Linked DNA regions of Homo sapiens: region 2 is linked to region 1. The links are chromatin contacts, found by Hi-C or POLR2A ChIA-PET in ENCODE. All regions are on one chromosome and are shown on one strand. The core of a region is the stretch at or near the end of the contact, and the rest is flanking DNA. Distances in the headings are between cores, read along the strand shown. Region 1 holds the start of KCNA6 (potassium voltage-gated channel subfamily A member 6). Region 2 has its middle 30 kb from the start of KCNA6-AS1.

Region 1 (6,552 bases), core at 1,469-3,968:
AGGAAACGCACATGACCCAAAGCAAAGAACACTAAGGAGGGAGCGAAGACTCAGATAGGGCTGGTTTCCATCCTGTTGACATTGCTGTTCCTTGAGATATTGTAAGTCCCAGACATGAAAAATCAGTCTTGAGGGAAGGTCAGACATAAATGTATATCTCATTCATATGACAGAAGCTGGGCATGATTGGGTGGCACCGCTGGAATTTCAAAAATGTCACTTAGATGGATTAACCTTGAATGCTGCAGGGATTAAGCAACAAGGTTGATAGTCCAGGTATTTGGTCCTGGATGCCAGGTAGTGGGTGTAGGGGAGAGAGTCAAGAAGTCAACTGAAGCTAGAGTGAGTAGTGGAAATGAGAAGGAAGCCTAAGAGACTGTTAGCTCAGTGCTCCCCTCCTGCAGGCCCTGCCTGCATGGGTCAGACCTCCGTGAGCATTCTTTTCTCTGCATAGGCCCGATGTGGTGTAGGAAGGTAGCTGGGTCTCCGTTCCCGGTTAGCCTCGGGGAAGTCAGGCTTGCCAAGTCCGTTGTCAGTTGCCCTCAGGTCCGGCGCAGGCTGCCCACAAGTGACGTGGGTATACTGGCCTTGCTCCTCCTGCTCCGTCTCCCGGTGGTAGAAGTAGTTGAAGTTGGAGACGATGACGGGCACAGGCAGGGCAATGGTGAGGACCCCAGCGATGGCACACAGCGAGCCCACGATCTTTCCCCCCACAGTCATGGGGTACATGTCCCCGTAACCTACCGTGGTCATTGTAACCACTGCCCACCAGAAGGCATCCGGGATGCTGGGAAAAAGCGAATCGTCATCGTCAGCCTCTGCGAAGTAGACGGCACTGGAGAAGAGGATGACCCCGATGAAGAGGAAGAAGATGAGCAGCCCCAGCTCCCTCATGGAGGCCTGCAAGGTCTTGCCCAGGATCTGCAGCCCCTTGGAGTGGCGGGAGAGCTTGAAGATGCGGAACACCCGGACCAGGCGGATGACTCGGAGGATGGCCAGGGACATGGCCTGCTGCCCATTCTGGCCGCCTCCTCCACTGGCTGGTTGCTGCTCCTGCTGCTGCACCAGCTCAGTGCCCAGGGTGATGAAGTAGGGGAAGATAGCCACCAAGTCAATGATGTTCATGATGTTCCGGAAGAAGGCCGGCTTGCTAGGGCAGGCGGAGAAGCGCACCAGGAGCTCAAAAGTGAACCAGACAATGCACAGCGTCTCCACCAGAAAGAAGGGGTCTGTAAAGAAGGAGCCCCCAAGAGTACTGAGTGAGGAGGAGCCCCCGGTCCCCATTTCCCCAGGGGTGATGCCATGATGAAATGTGTAGGAATCGTCTTCATCCTCCTCTTCCTCCTGACTCCCCCTGGAAACTGGGGAGACTCGACTCACACCACCATTGTTTCCACCTCGACCATCTACACGGAACTGGGGTAAGGTCTCCAGGCAAAAGATGACTATGGAGATGAGAATGACCAACACGGAGACGATGGCGATGCCCCTGGCCGGCCCAGAGCTCTCTGGGTACTCAAAGAGCAGCCACACCTGGCGCTGGAAGGGCTGGGAGGGCAGCGGCTTCTCGTCCTCGCCACCTTCGGGCAGGCAGCCCTCGTCCTCCCGGAAGGCCGCCAGGGCCTCGTCCCCCAGCTGGTAGAAGCGGATCTCCTCCAGGAAAATGTCCAGGGGCACGTTGACCGGCCTCCGCAGGCGGCCCCCAGACTGGTAGTAGTAGAGGATGGCGTCGAAGCTGGGCCGGTTGCGGTCGAAGAAGTACTCGTTCCTCAGGGGGTCGAAGAAGCGGACTCGCCGGCCAGGGTCTCCGAGCAGCGTGTCCGGAAACAGCGACAGGGTGCGCAATTGTGTCTCAAAGCGCAGCCCGGAGATATTGATCACCAGCCGCTCGCTACTACAGCAGCCCCCGCCCCCGCCGGCCTCCGGGAAGTCTCCCGCATCCTGTTGCTCTCCCTCCGGCCCACGGACCTCCCCCGGCGCCGCCAGCGTAAGGGATTTCTCCGATCTCATGCCCCCTCGGAGGTGCGCTCCCCGCCACTAGGACGGCGCCCACGACACAATCTCTGGAGCGCGGCACCCGCTCCCCAGCTCCCGGCTGCGCCCTCTTTAGGGTGGGGCCCGCGCTCCTCCCGGTTCGCGGTCTGACCTGGCCGTTGGGTCCGTGAGCCCTAAAGCCCTGGTCCCTGCAAGGCTGGGTCTGGGGAGGTGACCTGGGCGCTGGGGATTTGGTTCTGCGCTTCCCGTTACCCGCGCCCGGGTGCTAGAGCTTACTGGGATGCCCGGAACCGCACACAGGCGCGTGTGAAATTGGCTGCCCGAAAAGACGCGTGGCTTCGCCCCCAGCGGTGCCTGAGACCCGGCTCCCGGACGCAGAGGTCCGCCCTCCAGCCGGGCTAGCTCTTCCCAGTTCCCACTGCGCTCCTCCAGCCGCTCCGGACCCCCGGCTGCCGCTGGTACCGAAGCGCCAGATGCGCCTCCCTCCGGCTCGGCAAAGACTCCTGGCGGGGCTCGGCCTCCGCCCTGCGTCCACCGCGGGGCTGGGTCCGGCCAAGGTCGCGGTTCCGGCCGCCACAGCCGCCACCTCCTCCCTAGGAGCCGCGCCGCAGGCCTCGCAGAGGGCCCGGGGCTGCCCCGGCGCCCGAGCGCGGGGACCCACCTCCCCACGGCTCAAGGCTTCGCTGCCGCCGCCGCAGCTGCAGCGGCTCGGCTCTCCGCTCTGCCCTTCCTTCCCAACACACACTCTCCAAGTGACGTGGCAGGCCCCGCCTGCTGCCCCCTCCCACCCCACTCCCACATCACACCCCTCGCCCAGCCAGGGGCTGCCGCGAGCCAGGGCGCCATGGAAATAGACGCACACTTGCCTCACCAGTAAGCTTTCCCGCGCTCTCCTGGCACGCCTCTCGCTTTCACACGTTCACATTCGCGCCCCCCTCCACAAGCGCCGGCACCCTAATACCACACCCCCTCCACCCCCGCAGTCGGCTCTTCTCATTTCAATTTACCGAGTTGACCTGCGCAGTGTATTTCATCAATAAGAAGACACACCCCGCCCCACCACACAATACGGAGCACTGTGCATCCACTCATACAGAAATCTAAAGAAAACATTAAATCATACATTCTTCTGTCTTCAGGAAGACCCGTTTGCCAACCTCTCCAATATCTACAGGAAAAAAAAAATAGAGAAAGTATTTTTGAGATGCCTTGAGAGCTTCCGATTTAAATTCCAATATAATTCTCCGTCTACCTTTGCAAGCCTGGGAGGGCGGGGCTGCAACTCTCCCAGAATTGCAAAGGGATGGTAGAGAAAGGGTGGCAAGTCAATCAATGCCTTTCCCATCAGAAGATTTCCAGGGGAGTCCTGAGAGCCTGAGGCAACAACCCCAGTGAGGAAGGACCCAGAAGATGGAAGCACCTCAGAGATACCTCAGCCCAGGGCACAGTGCACCCTGGGGATCCTTTGCTCCCAACCACCCCGAAGGATGCATCTGGAATTTCTGCTTATTGGGTGACCAAAAAAAGGGAGAAGAGGGTGAGTGGAAAAGGGGTATGTAAGAGTGTTGATTGAAAAAATAATAGCTACATTTACTGGGCATTGAATATGTGCCAGCCACATTCTAGGTGCTTTCCCAGAAAGATGTCCTCTCCTTGTAGGCCATGTTACAACAAAGACCCCTTTGGCAGTACTGGAGTAGGGCAAAGTTTGTTGTTAGGGACCAGCTGACTCTTCCCTAACTCTCCAGCAAGAAGGTGATAAGAATGGTTTTCCATCCATTTCTGTCTTTCTTCACGAGACCAGACAAGTTGGGGTCTGGTAGAGGAAGACTCAACTGATCTTTTCAGACTGACACTTCCAGGTAGGGTTGACATTTGCTTCTCTGTGCCTCAGTTTCCTCTTTTCTGGCTGGCTGTAGCCAAAATGAATTGGCTAACAACTACAAAGTGTTTTTGTGTAGCTTCTGGTGCATATTAGATCATTAGTATGCATTCATTGAGGTTAATGATGAGAATGACACATAAAGGTGCTCTCAAACCACAGGATGCATCTGAGAGTTCTTTGTATTGCACGGAGTATTTTAAAACCACAGTGGTTCTCAGCAGCATTCACTCTCAGAGAGTTGGAGGAAGGAGAGAACCAAGGCTCCTGGATGTGTCGGGAAGGGATCAGGTGTTGAGTGGGTAAGAAATGTGCTAGTATTAGAACTCACTGCATGCTCATTCTCCAGTCTTGCTCCTCACCAGTTGAGCCAGGCAACAGCCTCTGCTCCCTTTCTGTGCTTGCACAGCTGATTTCTGGCACCAACGCCCTGTGGGCTTTTTTGATCCCCCAGGATAGAAATCAAAAGAGATCACAGCATACAGTAGCAAAGAGAAAGATTTTATGAAAGCTTATGGACATAAGGGACCAAACACCAAGAAAGGAAGTGGGTTGCTCTCCAAAGTCAAGGTGTGGGTTCCCTTTGTGGAGGTCTGCAGTAAGGGGAAGTCAGGGCATGTAGAGGTGAGGTTTTTCGGGCACATGTACGGTGGCTTAAGATGCTGCTTCATACAACATATGTCTCATTAGCATCTTAAATCTCCACCTGTGGGCATGATTTTTAGTACTAAAATAAGGAAAAGTTCATGATGAGGTGAAAGTTAAGCCTAGCTAGGCACGTAGGGCCTCAGAAAGGTCCTTAGTTCTCTAAAGCAAGGGGTTAATTAATTTGTGGTTAATAGCTTCTTGGGCCTTTGATGCTGACTGGCTGGGAGTTACAGCTTGAGTAAAGGGCTTTTGTTCTTTTTTCTCCAAACCACATCACAACAGGAAAGCAGCCAGCTTGCCCATCTCATGCTTGCCTGTCTCATTTCCACTCCTTTCTCTCACCTTGCATGTTTCCGTGAAGGGAGAGAAAGCAAGTACATGGAGTCATCCAGCGGAGTTTTCTCACTTACAGACTATGTAATTAAGCCATTTAGACTCCACACAAAAGTTGCTCTGTTTAAAAAATCTTTTTGAAAGAAAAGAAAAAAAAGGAAACCAACAGCAAATACACTATAGAAGATACTCTTTACCCCCATCCAGTTATCTGTCACTTTACCCTTATCCAGTTATCTGTCATTATTTTCTGAGTCATAAATTGACTAACCCCTGATTCTTTTTGTTTTTGTTTTCAAATTCATAATGAATGATTCATTTGCAGGTTTGTTTTCATCATTGCCATTTTTATTCACGAGACTGTCAACTAGGTCAGTAATTCTTCAAAACCAATCCTGGCAAAGCATGGGAAGGAACCTTCGTTCTGCAGAAGCGTACACACCCTGATAAGGTGTCAAGAACCTCCGTTTGAGTACCCCTCGGGTTAAGCCTGACTGGGCTGCCGGCCACCCTTCAGGCAGAGCTGATGTTCTGTGATGACCTTCACATCAAGCATGAGGTCGTGCCCCAAGAAGGGTTTCACTGTGCCCAGGGAGGTTCCCCTGAGAAGGACAAGCCATTGGCAAATTCATGAATCAGAGTTCTGTTTTTAGTTCTTTTGTGAAATAGACTCATTTCTTAGCTTAAGAAAAACCCTATGCCTAGATCATTCCCCCCAAGCGTATGTTAAGGATGAGTACAATCACACCTTCAGAAATGCCAGTTCCCAGGTGAAGGAAGACACAGCTCCATCCATAAACACTGCCAAGTGGCTTCCAATGGCAGGGGATTTTTCCCCAGCATTCACCAAGCACCAATTTCATGCCAGCACAGATTTTGTTGTTATTTTTTGTTGTTGTATCCAGATTCAGATGTTTGCCATGGTCATAGCAATCATTCATTTATTTAAAAAGTATATATTGAGCAGCTACTGAGTGCCAGCATGGTGCCAGGTGCTGAGGATTTAGCAGTGATCTATACAAAATATCTGCTTTGATAAGCATACATTTTCATGTAATAAATTACATTATAGACAGAAAATTTTAACAGTAGACAATAAGGAAAATAATTCCATATTGCAGTAAATGCCTTGAGGAGGATAAATGGGATGCCATGTCAGAAATGAACTTGGGGACTCAACTTTGCAAGGGTAGCTGGAAAAGTTCCCTCTGAAGAGGTAGTATTTCAACTGACAATCCAAAGAGGAGAATGGAGCCTGGCACGGTGGCTCATGCCTGTAATCCCAGCACTTTGGGAGGCTGAGGCAGGTGGATCACCTGAGGTTAGGAGTTCAAGACCAGTCTGACCAACATGGCAAAACTCTGTCTCTACTAAAAATGCAAAAATTATCTGGGCATGGTGGAGGGCACGTGTAGTCCCAGCTACTTGGGAGGTTGAGGCAGGAGGATCGCTTTAACCTGGGAGGTGGAGGTTGCAGTGAGCCGAGATTGTACCACTGCACTCCAGCCTGGGTGACAGAGGGAGATTCTGTCTCAAAAATAGATAAGAGAATGGGGCCACAGTGCCAAATGCAGGGAAGAGCATTCCAGACTGACAAGTGCAAAAGCCCTGAGCTAGAAAGGTCATGGGTGTTCAAGGTCAAAAAGAAGGCCGTGCGCTGGGAGGAGAATGGGCAAGGGAAAGGGAGGTGCAAG
Region 2 (7,029 bases), core at 4,519-7,018, 49 kb before region 1:
GTCACTAAATACAAGCTTGATCTGATCTCATCATTTCCCTGCTCCAAAACCTCTAATAGCTCCCTCACGCCTCCAGAATACAGTTAAACCCTAACCTCCTTCATTTCCTCAGCCAACCCACCTCTCTAGTTTCTTTTCCTTCCACTGTTTTGTGCACCATCTCCTCTTGTGGCTGTTTTCCATATATGCTATCCAGGCAACTCTAATTATTGCCTGCACTCTATTTGTGTCCCCTTTATTGGGTAAGAGCACGCTAACTTTTTCTTCGGGGAGAGTTGAGGGCATTACCTGGATTACAGATCTGGAATGCATGAGAGGTAACCAGGAACTAAAAACGTGCTAGAAGGTATTGCTTCATCCCTGGGGCTCTGGAAGCAGACTTCCTGCATGTGAGGCTCAGCTTCAGCACTTACCTGTTATGTGACCTCAGGCAAGCTACTTAACTTCTCTGAACCTCAGTTTTCTTATGTGCAAAATGCAAATACTAGAAGAACCTACCTCCTGGGGTTAATGTAAGGATTAAATGAGTTATTGCATGTCAAGGACTCAGCCCAATGCCCAGTAAAGAGTTAGCATATAAAAAACATTTGCTGATACTAGTTTCATCATCTTATCTTTATTATTATCAACCTCAGATCATCATCATCATTATTATTCACATAAATATCTTGGGCTGTAAGTAAGTATCTGCCCATGCATCTTTCTGAATTCTTCAGCCCTTAGTGGAAATTTCTTCAGACCAGAAAATCTCAGGAAATAATTCAGTGCCATCCACTCTCATCCTCCAACACTGGTAAAGACGGGTTTTGAAGGCTTCTAGTGCCCAGTTAACAGCTCTGACTTTGCAGGTCCCCCACACTATGATCAGATAAATAAACTAGTAGCCAAGTAAGACACTTGCATTTGAGACATAAAGAGACAAAAGGAATTTTCTACTGATGAGACTTAACCCAGGGCTTTTCCACCCTGCACAGGTTACTATTAGCTCAGCCCTAGTTCTTTTCTGAAACCACCTCCTCCTGGAAGATGCAAACCTTCAGACCTGGAAGCTCAGGTCTAAGCCATCCCATTCCAGGGCCAATCCACTCCAGAGATTGTCAAGGCGGCAGAATTGCCCTGGAGAGCTGGTGGATCATCATAGAGACTTAAAAGGGAGAGGATGACCCAGTGTAAGCAAATGTGATGTGAAAATTGGAAAATGCTATCCACATTCTAATGCAGTTCTATTGCAACCTTTAACACCCTTCATGGGTCCACATGATGTTTGAACTCCCTAGCTTGCCAGCTCCCTTCCCAATCTGACTCATCTCAAAACAGCAGCTTGAGATGTGAAACTGGGTTCAACATAAATTCAGACTCATCTGCACACATCTGAAGGCCCAATGGGGAGAATCTAACACAGCAGGTGATTCATATGAAGCATTGATACCCCCTGAGAATGAACTAATTCTGGAGACTGAACACACTCTCCGTCTAGGAGCAATGGTGCCGCATGAGTGGAAAACAGAGGGATATGGCATGTCACTCAGATTGCCAGCCCCATGGACCTGAGCCTGACTCCTGCTTGGTGCTGTGTAGGGAAAGGGAATGAACTGAGAGGCTGTAAAGAGTTCAGGTCTGCTTTCCCATTCAGAGTGACTTGTGAAATATATATATTTATATTCTGGTCAGCTTCTAGCTCTTCCTTGCAAATACATATATACATTGACTCCACTGGGTGGAGGTTATGGCCAGCCCTGGATGGCCTCTAGAAGCAGTGTCTGTCCCTGCTGATATGGTTTCTTCCCTGTGTGTAGTTTGGGTCCTGCCGAGAGTAGACATCTTACAAGGCACGTTTTTCAGCGCCTCCCAGAATCCTCCAGCTGGCAAAGAGCCCGGTCACTCTGGATTTTGGGTTTGTTAGCCCCAAGTTCGAGGACAATCCTATCCTGCTTGTCAAGAGGTCCTTGGCCTCCTTGGCCTGGGAGGGAATGTAATGCTTTCCCTCATTTCTGGGCTTTTTGTTTGATTGTTTTCTGTTCTTGTTTTGTTTTGTTTTGTTTTTGAGACAGGGTCTTGTTCTGTTGTCCAGGCTGGAGTGCAGTGGCATGATCATAGCTGACTGCAGCCTCAAACTCCTGGGCTCAAGCGATCCTCCTGCCTCAGCCTCCCAAATAGCTGGGACTGCATGTGCACACCACCATACCTGGCTAATTCCACATTTCTAAGCAGAGAGGTTTGTGGCCACTTGAGCTTATTGAAGGAATTCTAGCCTGGGAGCGGGGAACTTGGGTTTCACTTGCTGTCACCAGTTGGCTGTGTGACTCTGGAAAAGTTTCTTCACCTCTCTGGGCTTTAGTTCCCTCTTCCACAAAAATGTGGGGCTTAAATCTGATTATCTCTTTGGCCCCTTCCTGCTTTGATATGCTGAGGTTCTGAACTGCTGATTATTCCAGGGCCTGAACTGATCTGCTGCGGAAGGGGTGAGTGGTCACTTTTTTCCCTAAATTCTCTGCTGGGCTGGAGTGAGAGAAGGTCAGAGAGAAAGTTTCCCCAGGGATGCTTATGCCATGGCACATTTTGCTCTTTTTCTTAATTCATTCAGCAAATATATATTTGGTGCTTCATGTTTGTTGGCACTGAGGGATTTAGCCATAAACAAAATAGACAAAACCCCGTCTTTGTGGAGATCCTGTCGGGAGACAGATAATAAACCACAGGTGGGGAGATCTATGGTGAGATCTATGGCAGGTGGGAGAAATCGCAACTTAGGTGAGGAGGGTGTGGGGGGTGGGTGCTAGCGAGGGGAGTGACCATTTTAAAAAGAGTGGTCAGGAAGGGCCTCACTGATACAGTCACCATTGATAAAGTTAGGGGGTTCTGGAGAGTTCAGAATGAGGGCAGACCTGGCATCCCGGGATTGTTGCGAAGATTGATGTGAACAGGGAAAGAGGGTCCCGCAGCTTTGCCTGAGGCTCTCAGGAAGATGACGGTGGGAGGCTTTGATGTGGGGAGCATAAGTATCTTTCTAGGAGCACACTGCGCTCTCGCCCCTTCCTTGCCTGCTGACGGAGCCAGGGATGCCAGGCTGTCCGGGCCCATCCACTGTGCAGAAGGTGCCCGGGCTATGTCTCAGCTCCCACCCAAGGCACGCAGCCTTACCCAGGGGTCCTGGCACCCCAAAGGGGGCCACACAACAGCATTCCCAGCCTGCCCTTTTCTGAAGGGCAGTGCAGGTGTCGGCTAACGAGCTGGAATTAGACTTCTTCACTCACTGCCTCCTTCCTTCTCACTTCTTGGTACAACTGAAGATTGGCAGGAGGACTCAGAGAGCACCAGGAATCCCCAGTTATTTTCAGAGCAGTTCCAGGCCCTGACCCTGCGGCCTAAGTCCTGCAAGGAGACAGCAAGGAGAAGCATGAGAGGCTCACGCAATGGGGTGGCCGCAGGGCTCCTGCGAGGGCAGTCCCCTGTCTATTCACTGAGAGGAAAGCTCTTTAGCTCTGTTTGGAAGCATTTTCACCAACTCTGTCTGGAATCTTCCACCCAGGCCCTTCTCCCTGACTACTCCATCCTAGTCTTGTGAATCCAGACCCCAAATCCACAGACCTTGGAGTTATACACTAAGGGCTGGACTCAGGAGTGGAAGAAAGAGCAGGTCTAGGGGAGTCTCCGAGGACACCGCAGCCTGTTACTGTCTCTGCCCAAGTCACTCTGAATGGCTCTCCTCTGATTCCTCCTTTTCCTCCTTCTTCTTTCCCTCCTGGGGAGCCCAGGACAAGATCACCGCCTGGCTGTATCCTCCCTGTCGCAGCGGGAGCCTATCCACCCTGGTCTCCATCTTGTGACACACGAGGTCCCCTCTTCACCCAGGACTTCAGCTTTGCCCTCTTGGGGCTGGCTTCAGGCCCAAGGCATGATCCAAAACTTTCCACAGCTCAGTTTGCAGAGACAAGGGAGTGCCATGGAAAGAGGAGATGCAGAAGCCATCTGAACACAGACGTTTAGGAAAAAGGAAGGAAAGTACAGTCAATTAAACCCACTGCCATGTTGGAGGGCAATGTCATTGTGGCCGCTGGGATGGGAAGATAGTCAGGCAGCTCTGGCCCCGAAGCCTGGGGTGACTGGAGGGAGGAGCATGGTGAGTCCCTCGTATGCTCTCCAGCATGAGAAAGCAGCCCACTCTGCCCTGCCTGGGCACCACGCTTCTCCCAACCTTCCCCAGGTCTCTCCTGATACCCTCTCTTCCTCAGGAAGGTGCCAGCACCCCCACTGCTCTGGCCTGTCCCACCTAACTCTCTCTGAAGTCCCTGTGAGAAACACTGAATGATGTGGCCTCCGTAAGTCCTTTAAAAATAGACTGTGGATCCCCTGAAAAAAAAAAAAAAGTCCCTGTCTAAAAATAGCTCTCAGCATCTAGGGGAGAAAAAAAGAAACTGCAGCAAAATTCAACTGGAGCAGTGACTTTCCTGTCTCTGATGTTCCGGGTCAGCTCCAGCACTGGAGAAGGCTGCGAGGGAGACAGGGGAGGAGAGGGTCCTTCAAGGACAGAGGAAGGATCAGAATCTCAATCTGCAGCAAACACCTCTCTCCATTCCCTGACTTGTGGTCATTGGGCCCTGCCTGGTCCAAGCAGCCAGGCAGTGCTCAAGACAGCAGCACGGAGCAGCAGATCCCTGGGTTGGCAATAGGAGCCTTGAAGAGTGGCCGCAGGGATCCAGGGATGGAGAGGCCTCCCAGGCATGGGTGCACCGCCCTGCAGAGGCCCTAAGGATGTGTACTCAGTGGAAGCTGGAGTCAGGACCAGATCTGATGCTGAAAGTACCTGTGAGCCAAATAGCTCGGAATGACTAAGGGGTGAGGGAGATGCTCTCTCTTGAAGAGCCACTGCTTCTGCATTCAACAAAGGTGAAAAGGAACCCTTTTGGGAACTGTCACTCAGAAAAGTCAGAACTCCTATCCAGGACTTGAGTGCAGGAGAAGGGGAGCCCCATGGACTTCTTTGTGTAAGATCCTTTCTGTGGCTGGCAGTGAGAGAATAGCATAGAGACATGATTTTACCTGCTAAAAATGTTTTAAGGAATATGAAAAGGATGCATACATACACACACACACACACACACACACACACACACACACACACACACACGCTTTTCAATTATGAGAGACAGGGTCTGCTTATTTTGCTCATGCCAGAAAACTATCACAGTAAGCTGGAGAAAAGTCAGGCTGCAGCTTAAGAAGGAAGACTCCTGGTCCCTCTGTTTAGCTGTGATGGGGGCTCCCTCCGAACAGTGAGTTGCATGTGTTGGTCACAGGGACAAGTGAATGTTAGTAAGCTAATGAGATCATTTTTTGGAACTATACGCCAAGTCCTCAAACTAAATGTTTATAGCTAATGTTTTGTTATGATAATTTGCCATTGAGGTGTACACCCTCATGCCCACAAACACACACGTTATGGAAATTTGTTCCTCGAATTAATACCTATGCAGCCCACCATGGATTCTGCACGTCCCAACATCACCTGGGCTCATATCTTATCTCCGAAACCATTAGAAGGCCACTGTCATGCCGAGAAAGGGAACAGAGTGGTTTTTAGGGACTGAAATGCAAGTCCCTGCGGGATCACTTGTTAGAGATTAAGCTGTTTCCAAAGCTGTGGTCCTGGGAAAGAGGCTTAATGAGGGAGAAAGAGGCAGGGACGCCACGGACCGGTTAGGCGGCACGTTCCTGCTCAGCAGGCACTGTGGCTGTTATGCTGCCCTCTGTGGCGGTCAGAATATGCGTGTCCCCAGAAGACAGCAGCTGACAGGGCATGCGGCAGCACTCACAAGAGGTCATGACCCATACTTGTTTGCAAGTTCAAGGCAGGTAAAATAACCTCTCAGTCATTTTTGTCTTCTTAGCCCCAAAACCTGCTTTCCTGTCTTTTTCTCCCTTAGGAATTACTCTGCCTCCCCCACCCCAAGGGACCTCATCCTGACCTATGCCACAACATTCAGGGTTGACAGCCACCTGCAAGCTGGCCAGTCCAAACCCCAGGCATGCCTCCCCTTCTCTCCACGACGCTCCTGGGCAGGGAACATCTGGGTCCCGCCAGCCCAGCCCTCCCTTGCTGGCATTTTGCCCAGCTCCTTTCCCTCTCTCCTGAGCTTACTCTATCTGCAAAGCCAGGAGAGCGACCTGTGTTTCTTCTCATACTACAGGTCACCCGCGGCATAAACGGCTTAATGTGGATGTACTTTAAGGAAAGGGAGGAAAACCAAACAACTTAGAAAATCAACCATCCCCCCTCCCTGCCAAGCCTTGGTTCTCGACGGTGTCTGTGCACATCAAGATTGCAGCGATGTGCGGGGGCCTCGGGCACGCAGTGTTGCAGTATTTTCTGAAAGGCTTTGCTCGCTCTCTTCAGTACTTTTCCTCTTCTCACAGCCTGGAGCCTGCAGAGAAATAGCCCTGGTTCCCCCTAGTGGCAGAAGCTCATAGCGCCGACCTGGGACACTTCCCACGATCGTGGTAATTAGCCAGTAGTTTAGTTACAACCACACTCTCATTAACTAACAGCGGGAGAAGAGACTGTCCCTGTTTCCTTGGAGACCTAGCAGCGCGTGCTTCTATTGCATTGACTGTTCCTGTAAGCTCAAAAGCCCCCAGGTTGTTATCGCATAGTGTTTACTGCATTGGATGGAGACCAAGACCTGGTAACACTGTGTTCCCCGCCGGTGCTTCTCAAAGTGTGGTCCTTGACCTATGCATCAGCATCACCTGGGAGCTGGATAGAAATGCAAATTCTCAGGCCTCTTACGCCTACTGAGTCCATAACTCGGGGGTTCAGAGCCCAGGAATCTGCATTTTGACAAGTTCTCCAGCTGATTCTGATCCACAATGAAGAATGAGGACTGACCTAGACAAAGCATGCCCTGGTATTTTGTTCCTATTAATAACCAGAAACAGCTGGGCACAGTGGCTCACACCTGTTATCCCAGCACTTTGGGAGGCCGAGGCAGGCAGATCACCTGAGGTCAAGAGTTTGAGACCAGCCTGACC

The links. A loop is a pair of places that touch in the nucleus more often than their neighbours do. ChIA-PET counts read pairs that join two places held with the same protein, here RNA polymerase II (POLR2A). Pooled maps may share reads with other maps.
Region 2: a loop to region 1 is called in a pooled map, with 2.1 times the contacts of the local background. The contact joins the enhancer-like site here to the promoter of KCNA6 in region 1. A Hi-C loop is called at or near these places in 1 of 168 maps with a recorded cell type or tissue (naive thymus-derived CD4-positive, alpha-beta T cell) and 9 of 50 pooled maps. POLR2A ChIA-PET finds 5 or more read pairs at or near these places in 3 of 52 experiments (OCI-LY7, Panc1 and activated B cell).

The regions. Positions count from the first base shown.
Region 1 is chr12:4,805,500-4,812,051 of GRCh38, reverse strand. It overlaps KCNA6 (potassium voltage-gated channel subfamily A member 6), which reads right to left and starts at 2,718. Exons shown (of 1, transcript NM_002235.5): 1 at 1-2,718. The coding sequence starts at 2,010. The coding sequence ends at 421. It overlaps KCNA6-AS1 (KCNA6 antisense RNA 1), which reads left to right. Exons shown (of 3, transcript NR_199077.1): 3 at 5,184-6,552.
Region 2 is chr12:4,857,315-4,864,343 of GRCh38, reverse strand. No RefSeq gene overlaps it. Among named protein-coding and RNA genes, the nearest start is that of KCNA6-AS1, 30 kb to the right of the region's middle. RefSeq lists enhancers at 6,327-6,621, 6,150-6,793. Within about 2 kb of position 5,768, at least 3 of the 41 ENCODE cell types and tissues checked have a DNase peak (open chromatin) inside an H3K27ac peak, as active enhancers do.